2 separate regions of the Homo sapiens genome follow, and region 2 is linked to region 1. Evidence: chromatin contacts called from ENCODE Hi-C or POLR2A ChIA-PET data. All regions are on one chromosome and are shown on one strand. The core of a region is the stretch at or near the end of the contact, and the rest is flanking DNA. Distances in the headings are between cores, read along the strand shown.

Region 1 (4,687 bases), core at 1,392-3,891:
TAGGGAAGTGGCAGGGAACCAGGCCACCCTGCTGGTGTGTTTGTGAGCTAATGCCTTTGCTTGGACAAGCAGCTCCCGGGTACCAGGCCCTCTGCAGGGCCTTGCATCTCTCACACAAGCTTTCTGTGCTATTCTTGAATAGCCCACTCCAGCCCAGCTTCCCAAGCCTGTTACCCCCATATCTCCCCTGCCCCCACCTCCAGCACAGGTCAGCCTGGCCTCAGGGCCTAATCCTGGGGCTCCTCCTTTCGGAGCCAGGGTGGGCAGGGCTACCCGGGGCAGTGGGCACTGAGCTTGCTGGAAAGGCCATCGAGGGACTGCTGACACAGTCAGGCTGCAGGAGGAGCAGCACCAGCTGCCACGCAGAAATGCAGGAGTCCCGAGGAGGTGGTGCTGGCAGGAGGGGAGCAGCAGGGCCATGCACCCCTCCTCCCACCCACGTGGTCCCTGGCCCTGCCTCTGCCGCCAGCCTGGGGGAGAGCAGGGTCTTTGTTCCCTGCTGGCCAGGCCGCCACGTGATGCGCCACATCACTGTCACTGCCTGGAACGAAGACTGCCATGGACAGCCGAGGCGCTGGGGCCTGGGGGTGAGGCCAGTTGGAGGAGCTCCACCTGCAGCCTCCCCACCGCAACTCTGGCTGCCTTCAGGAGCTGGGCCTAGTGAGGGCCATACATGGCACAAACATTTCCAGCTACTGTGCATGAAGCTTACGACGACCCTGACCCCAGGCTTCTCCCAGGACACACGACCTACCAGTGGTCCCACGATGCTCTGCCCAGCACGCCGGGTGGCCTGGGATAATGCACCTGGCCACACACACAAGCCCAGGCTAGCAAAACCCAACCCACAGGCACCTTTCTAGGTAGGGGCAGGCCCTGGCTGGGTGTGAGGCCCATTGTTTACAAACACTGTGCAGCTGTCGCTAGGAGCTGTGACTCAGAGCCAGAGCAGTGACTCCTCGCGAAGCTGTTTACTCGGCACCACATCCTGTCCAGGAAGCAGATAGCAGAGGCCGAGGCCTGGCTTTTGCTCCTCTTTCCTGCTGCTAACTTGACTCAGGGAGCTGCTGGCCAGACTCGGTGTCCAGCTGGGGGGACACTCCAGCTCCCCTCCCCCTGGCTTCTGGGAACCTGAGGCCCCGTCAAGTCGCTCAACACACATTCAGGCCCAGCCGGCTCTGCTAGGTAGTGATGCTGTGGTCGTGCAGGAGACAGATCCTGCCCCTGGAGGCTGCACCTATGCCTGGCATCCCCTCCCTCTTTGGCTCTGACTAGGAGACTCCCAGGGACGGGGGCATCACTGACACCTGTCACTGTGCAGCCCAGAGGCAAATTCTTGCCACGTTCAGAAGCCTGGCAGGCAGGATCAACTCCTGACACCCCTTCGTACCCTAGAGCCTAGTCTGGCGCCGCCTTTAGCACACCTCAATGGGGACAAAGCACTTTTCCAGACAGCCTCTGCCAGAAAGATGAGGCCACAGTCATCATCTCTGTTGTAAAACTGAGAAAACTGAGGCCCAGAGAGGGCGAACAACTTGCCTGATGTCACACAGCGTGTCAGTGCCAAGGCAGGGTGTAAGTCCGGCCCCCAAGGCTGCTTGCTTTCCTCTACTCTGTTCCAAATTAAGGATCACAAGTAGATTTGTTCCAGGCAGCACACAGACTTGACGCTGCTGGGACCCTGTCCCTGGGGTGGGTGGTCTGTCCCCTGTAGGAGGCCTAGGCTGGGGACTCTGACTTCCATTTCTGCTGATCACTGCTGCCTCCAACCTGGCGCCTAAACCAGAGTCAACAACCCTCTGATAATTTCTACTACGCACTGCCATGCCAATGCGGGTATCATTTCACCATCATGATATGTGACGCAGGTTTTGCAGGTGAGTTTGAGGATGAAGCTCAGAGATGGCACAAAGCTCATCCAAAGCCACACAGCAGAGCAGGGCTTCCAATCCTGTCTGACTCTCAGGTTTGCGCTCCCAGTCACTCCTTCCTGCAAACTCCTAGCAGGAAGACTCTTTATGACTTTTCATAAAGAGTCAAAGGTGATTTTATCCTCACGGTGCCCTTCTAAGTTCAGGGTGCAAGTATCTCAATGACCTCCAGTTCACAGGAGGGCCCCTGTGTGTGGTGGGGAGGCAGAGCCGCAGAATGACTTGTGGAAGGCTACACACCCCAGTGGGGAGGACCTTTCCCCTGCTCCAGGCTAGGGAGACCCGGGGACTCCCAGGAGCAGCAGAGCCACAGGACACACCTGCCAAGGCATGTGGAAGGTGGGCCACCCTGGAGTGGGGAGAGAAAGGCAAAGAGGGGCTGTGCTTATTTTGGCAGTTGGGGCTTGGCACCACCCCAGGCAGGACAGTAATTCAGCAACTGGCTGATTCACCCACCGCAGGGCTCCCCTGCACTGGCTGCCTGCCCGCCGGCCCCTATTACCAGCCCACTGAGTCACGCAGGTTGCCAAGAAGCTGAGGATCCAAGAATCCAGGCCCTGCCCCAGCCGCTCCCATTGGCTTTGAGCCCAGCAGGACCCAGCCCTGCCAAGGGCACCGCAGCTCCCCTCCCCAACCCTGCCTGCCCCCAGGTCCAGCTCCAGGAGGAACCCAACGTCTAACTGTAAGGATCCAAGCAGTGGCTGGGAGCTGGGGCCTACAGTGTCAGGAGTCTTGGGCCAAACCCTCATCCTGTCACTTCCTGGCTGGGTGGAGCTGGGTGAGCCAGGCAGGTTCCTTTCCCTTGCTGAGCCTTGGTTCTAGCCCATCAACAGGGAACATCTCTGCCTCAAAAAGACTGCATGCTGAAATGAAACACTGGATGGGAAGCACTCAAGATAGGGCCTGGCACATGCTCCGTGTCAAAAAAATGGCACCCCAAGGTGGCATCCTCTGCAGGGAAGAACCAGAGTTCTTATTTTGAATTCAAGGCCAGCTGATACTTCTGTAAAATGCAGGTGAAATGTTGCAGCAATGTCAACTGCCATAGAGTTTCTAAACAATGTCCATTTCTCTACTGAAGGAGATGAGGATCAGTAACAGAGTTTGTAGCCTGCACTGTCTGCAGACCACAGAGAGGGCCCGGGGCACAACTATATTCACACAGCCAGACCACGCGAATTTACTGAACACCTACTAGGTGCCGGGCACTATTCAAGTGCCAGCGATAGACCAGGGAAAAACACAACACATAAAAATCACCTTTGGCCTAGGTCATAATAAGTAAAATGCATTTTTGAAAATAAGAATGCTCCAGAAGGCAAAAACAGAACAGGGAAGGCTGATGGGGCCCATGGGGCAGGAGCAGGTGCTACAACTGCAGACAGGCCAGGAGGGCTGAGGGGGCAGCGCGGGTATGGATGGAAGGAGGGACATTAAAACATTTCACCTTGGCCGGGCGCGGTGGCTCACGCCTGTAATCCCAGCACTTTGGGAGGCCAAGGCAAGTGAATCACTTGAGCTCAGGAGTTCGAGACCAGCCTGGTCAATGTGGTGAAACCCTGCATCTACTAAAAATACAAAAAAACTAGCTCGGGTGCGGTGGCTCACGCCTGTAATCCCAGCACTTTGGGAGGCCGAGGCGGGTGGATCATGAGGTCAGGAGTTCAAGACCAGCCTGGCTAACATGGTGAAACCCTGTTTCTACTAAAAATACAAAAATTAGCCAGGCGTGGTGGCGGCGCCTGTAACCCCAGCTACTCGGGAGGCTGAGGCAGAGAACTGCTTGAACCTGGGAGGCAGAGGTTGCAGTGACCAAGATCGTGCCACTGCACTCCAGCCTGGGCGACAGAGCAAGACTCCATCTCAAAAACAAACAAAAAAACTAGCTGGGCATGGTGGTGCGTGCCTGTAATCCCAGCTACTCAGGAGGCTGAGGCAGGAGACTGGCTTAAATCCAGGAGGTGGAGGTTGCAGTGAGCTGAGATAGCACCACTGCATACTCCAGCCTAGGCGACAGAGCAAGACTTCGTCTCAAAAAACGAAACAAGGCTGGGCGTGGTGGCTTACGCCTGTAATCCCAGCACTTTGGGAGGCCGAGGCGGGCGGATCACTTGAGCTCAGGAGTTTGAGACCAGCCTGGCCAACACGGTAAAACCCCATCTCTACTAAAAATACAAAAAATAGACGGGTGTGGTGGTGCACCTGTAGTCCCAGCTACTCGGGAGGCTGAAGCGGGAGAACCACTTGAACCCGGGAGGTAAAGGTTGCAGTGAGCTGAGATCGTGCCACTGCACTCCAGCCTGGGCGACAGAGCAAGACTCCGTCTCAAAACAAAACAACACAATTCACCTACCACGGGGTCCTTTCATGCCCCCCATGGCGGGGAGTTTGTAAGCTCCTTGAGAGCAGGGACTCTGTTCCCCAGGGTCCTGATGCCTAGAACAGCATCTAGCACACAGCTGGCTCTCCATAAATGCCTAGATGAACAAGTGAGCTCGATGGGCCAGACTCTAAAATATTCGGAGGTTCTTGTGGGAAGATCACCAGGAGAGCTCCTTGGAAGAGGTGATGAGGCTGGAGAGGAGCCTGAGGGAGGGCAGGGGGCCGGAGGGCCAGGGAAGGGCGGGGCGCCTCTGCTCACCTGGCTCCCTCCCATTAAAGTGCTTTCCCCCCAGGAACCAGGCTGAGAAGAGAGGCAGAGGCAAGCCAGGCGGGGGAAGAGCGAGGAGGAAGGCAGCCAGGCTTTCTGGGAAGCA
Region 2 (4,687 bases), core at 895-3,394, 64 kb after region 1:
TAATTAAAAAAATCAGAAAGAGACTCACGTTAAAAAACAAAGAATGAAAAGGAAAATATATTTTCCAAAAGAAGTTGCTGTGAAATATGAGGAGAAACATCAAATGTGAACACACAAAGATGCTTGGTGCTGATAACAGGAATGATCATCCTTAGGGAAAAGAAAATCACCACCATTGAGCTGGCCACACCAAAACAATTGTAAATTCTAAATATATGGAGCAAAAACTAATTGAATTTAAGGAGAACATGAGAAATCAACAACTGAAGCGGGATTATTTAACGGAGATATTCAGAAACAAATGGATGAAGTAGAGAAAAATATTTGAGAGTGTAAGATGTAAGTAACATGATCAGTTAAGTTCATCTAATAGGTGTTTGTGGAAATATGCAACTACCAAAACCCACAAATTAAGTTCAAGCACATGAGAAATGTTTGCAAAAACTTTTCAGCCATGTATCAGAAAGGAACTATCAACAGATTCCCATAGACAGTGTATACTCTTAGGATTACAAAGGAACTTATGAACTACTGAGAAATGAATAACAGTGACAGCAATCTCTATCAACATTTGTTGGATGCAGCTAAAGGTGTCCTTTGTTGCACTCAGAAAATTACAGACATAAGCATTAGAAACATAAAACATGGAAATATGGCCGAGCGCGGTGGCTCACGCCTGTAATCTCAGCACTTTGGGAGGTCGAGGCAGGTGGATCACTTCAGGCCAGGAGTTCAAGACCAGCCTGGCTAACATGGTGAAATCCTGCCTCTACTAAAAAAAAAAAAATACAAAAATTAGCCGGGCATGGTGGTGGGCACCTGTAATCCCAGCTACTCAGGAGGCTGACGCAGGAGAATCTCTTGAACCCAGGAAGCAGAGGTTGCCGTGAGCCAAGATCATGTCACTGCACTCCAGCCTGGGGCGACAGAGCAAGACCCTGTCTCAAAAAAAAAAAAAAAAAAAAAAAAAAAAAAGAAACATATAACATACAAATAAATGAACCAAGTGTTCAAATCAATATTAAAAATAATAACAGAGCAGGGCAGGAGCAGTGGCTCATGCCTGTAATCCCAGCACTTTGGGAGGCTGAGGCGGGTGGATCACTTGAGGTCAGGAGTTCAAGACCAGCCTGGCCAACATGGTGAAACTCCGTCTCTACTAAAAATACAAAAATTAGGCCTGGTGCAGTGGCTCACGCCTGTAATCCCAAGCACTTTGGGAGGCCGAGGCAGGCGGATCACAAGGTCAGGAGTTCCAGACCAGCCTGGTCAACATGGTGAAACCCCATCTCTACTTAAAATACAAAATAAATAAATAAATAAATAAATAAATAAGCCGGGCGTGGTGGTACTTAAAATACAAAATAAATAAATAAATAAATAAGCCGGGCGTGGTGGCGGGCACCTGTAATTCCGGTTACTCAGGAGGCTGAGGCAGGAGAATCGCTTGAACCTGGGAGGCGGAGGTTGCAGTGAGCGAGATGGCCCCACTGTATTCCAGCCCGGGCGACAGTGTGAGACTCTGTCTCAAAAAAAAAAACCCACGAAAACAAAAATTAGCCAAGCGTGGTGGCCCTCTCCTGTAGTCCCAGCTACTTGGGAGGCTGAGGGAGGAGAATCACTTGAACCCGGGAGGCGGAGGTTGCAGTGAGCTGAGATGGCGCACCGCACTCCAGCCTGGGGGACAGAGTGAGACTCCGTCTCAATAAACAAACGAACAAATAACAGAGCAAAACCAAAATGCCAAGGGAACGTGAGACAGGAGTGCGAGCTGGGAGTCGGCACACGGAGAGGCAGAGACACTCCTCGGAGGCAGAAGCTGGTTCCTTATAGAGATGGAAAGAAAGAAATGGACTCTGGGGAGACTGGAGAAGAACAGAAACACAGGAGGCAGAAATAAATACTGCGGATGGAAGCAGAGACAAAACAAAATGTAAGCTGCTCCAAATCGGCGGCGGAGCGAGTTCTGGAAGAGCGGCGGTGTGGGAACCTCCGGTGCCTTCCTCTCCCAGCTGCAGCTGCGTTCCCAGGCAGGCCTCCCGGGAGCCAGGGACGGAGGCCCAGGACTCCGCCAGGGGTGGGTCCGTTCCCCTTCTTGGAGGGAGTGTGACCCACAGGCCCCACGGAAAGGCAGTGCCACTCCCGTGACATTCCACAAGGCCCCGCTGGCCGGCCCCTGGCCTGCCCCCAGAGAACTGCTCGCAGGCAATGATGCCCTGCAGCCTGAGACCTGGGCACCCCGGCCTTTGCCCCAAGGAGGCTGGGGATAGAAGGGCTTCCTCCAGGATTCTCTGCAGGAGATGAGCAAAACGTCCGCAGAGCCAGTGACTGCGGGACCCACGACAATCTCAGGTCACGCCTGCCGGGAGAAGCAGCACCTGGACCTGAGCCCGGGGACGGGCAAAGGAACGCAGCTCGTGAGTGGCCCAGAGAGCGGGAACCAGAGCGCCCCGACGGCAGCGGAAGCCACCGCGGGCGCCAAACCAGTAACGCGCCCCTTGAGGACAGGAGGCCACGGCGCAAAAGCAGACTGGGCTCGGAAACACGTGCTTTACAAATGGGGAAATGAGTGAGACGATGCAGGAGAGACCGCAACCAGACGTAAAAGGTGAAGACCACCGCGAAGAGGAAGCTCTCAGCCAGAGCTGAGTGAGAGCCCGCGGGCGGGAGGGGGCCGGGCGCGCGGGAGCCTTCCCTGCAAACCCCGGGCGTTCCAGGAGCAGGGAGGCACACGGATGGAGGACAGGAGACCAAGAATGGCATAAAATTTCTCCGAGCAGAAGGAACGCCGCAGAGTGTGAGCGTGAGATTGCTAGCGCTCACAAATTCAGGCAAGGCAGGTGAGGAGAGACACAGGCCTGCGCATCCTGGAAAGCTCTTGGACTTAAAAGATGAAAATAAATGATCCTGGAAAGATCTCGAAAGATCAAGAATATAAAGCGCTTTTGTTTGTTTGTTTTTAATAAAACGAACCCCTAAACGCACACAGAAAGGAAGAACAAGCATCCATGGATTGTTCGGAGAAAAAGGTTGATATCCAAGAATGCGGTACCAGGCCAGGAACGGAAGAAAGTGAAGTGACCTGGGGGGAGGCGAGCGCTGATCCGAGGAGAGGAGCCAATGAGAGGCACTCACCAGGCAAGCGGGTGGGCGGGGGCCTGGCGCTGAGCACAGACAAGTCCAAGGGAAGATGCATAGGAGCTGATCGTGCAGAGATGGCAGCAAGTGGCAACGGAATCCCCCTGCATTGACAATAAACCTCCAGGAATCCCCCTGCATTGAGAGAATAAACCTCCCGGCTCTGGTTCTGTTCCGTGTCTGTTAGCGGGGTTTAGGGGTGAGTTAGGGAGAGGGCACTGCCACCAGCCCTCGGATATATTTCTCCTGCTGTTCACTATGTGTAATAGACAAACACCAACAAGAAGAGAAGAGGCCAGGCACAGTCGGTGGCTCATGACTGGAATTCAGGCACTTTGGGAGGCCAAGGTAGGAGGATCATCTGAGCCTAGGAGTTTGAGACCAGCCTGAGCAACGTTGGGAGTTTCTGTCTCTAAGAAAAAAAAAAATTACCTGGGCATAGTGGTGCACACCTGTAGTGGCAGCTACTCAGGAGGCTGAGCTACTCAGGATTGCCTGAGCCTGAGATATCAAGGCTACAGTGAGCTGTGATTGTACTACTGCACTCCAGCCTAGGCAACAGAGAAGGACAGTGTCTCATAAAAGAAAAAAAAAGAGGAGAAAAGCTTCCCAGACCTGCCCACACCATGGTGTCCAACAGGTGGCTGGGACCCCATGTCCTCCGGTCAGCTCTCACCAGGGCCTCATGGGACCTTCCTGCTGGGGGCTGATCTGAAATGCCCTGCTTCTTCAGACGGCTGAGGGTTTCTGCCCACCCAACCTTTGGCAATGCCAGGCGAGACAGGCACCTGCAGCCCCACCGTCACTGGCATCCTCTGGGCAGGTGCTCAGCGTTCCTTAGGGCCCAGGAGCAAGCCAGACGCCGCCTTTACTTTTGCAGGCAAAATAGAACTTTTTAAACTTCTGCCCATCTCTCTTTTGCACATACAGTATGATAGTCTTGCTAACCTACTGCCAGATGAGTGAATCTGCCTATCACCAAGCAACAGGTGCACTGTCCCATGAGAGGGATGGGGGTGGACGTACAGAACTCCAGGGTTCTCTGGGCACCCTCTGGTGCTTCCAGGCCTGTGAATTGGCACAGCAGGACCACAGACCTCCAAGGTGCCCACCTGGGGGCTCAGAACCCTGGCGGGGAAGGTCAGTGCTATCCCACCGGAGAAGAGACCTAGTCTAGCTGAGCCCCTGGCCAGCGGCAAGGAGGAAAGGATGAACATCAGCCACGCCTGGCACTGACTGCCACAGCCAGAGCCTCGCCCAGCCCAAGAATGTTTCTGTTCTAAGACTTTTTTCTTTTTTGTATTTTAGAAATTATCACAGGCAAATGTCACCTTGAAGACCCGGTGGCAGCAAAGTGTGAGCTCAGTGTGGGGCATGAGTGTTCTGAAGCTGCCAGGGGTGGACTGCAGTGGGTGCCATGGGGGCTGTCATAGCCCTTGGTTCTTGCTATTGCAGGCCACGCTGGCCACGTTTCCACCGCAGTGTCCTCAGCTCCTCTCTGGAGGGGTCGTCTTTCCACCTAAGCCGCCCTGCCCTGCAGCAGCGGGAA

What was found. A loop is a pair of places that touch in the nucleus more often than their neighbours do. ChIA-PET counts read pairs that join two places held with the same protein, here RNA polymerase II (POLR2A). Pooled maps may share reads with other maps.
Region 2: POLR2A ChIA-PET joins it to region 1 with 14 read pairs in activated T-cell. The contact joins two enhancer-like sites. A Hi-C loop is called at or near these places in 1 of 168 maps with a recorded cell type or tissue (CD4-positive, alpha-beta memory T cell) and 11 of 50 pooled maps. POLR2A ChIA-PET finds 5 or more read pairs at or near these places in 6 of 52 experiments (AG04449, Caco-2, Panc1 and 3 more).

What each region holds. Positions count from the first base shown.
Region 1 is chr9:133,132,975-133,137,661 of GRCh38, forward strand. It overlaps a transcript of RALGDS not described here. Among named protein-coding and RNA genes, the nearest start is that of RALGDS, 14 kb to the left of the region's middle. RefSeq lists enhancers at 1-280, 995-1,284. Within about 2 kb of position 2,642, at least 31 of the 41 ENCODE cell types and tissues checked have a DNase peak (open chromatin) inside an H3K27ac peak, as active enhancers do.
Region 2 is chr9:133,197,692-133,202,378 of GRCh38, forward strand. No RefSeq gene overlaps it. Among named protein-coding and RNA genes, the nearest start is that of OBP2B, 9.2 kb to the right of the region's middle. RefSeq lists an enhancer at 2,325-3,046. Within about 2 kb of position 2,145, at least 8 of the 41 ENCODE cell types and tissues checked have a DNase peak (open chromatin) inside an H3K27ac peak, as active enhancers do.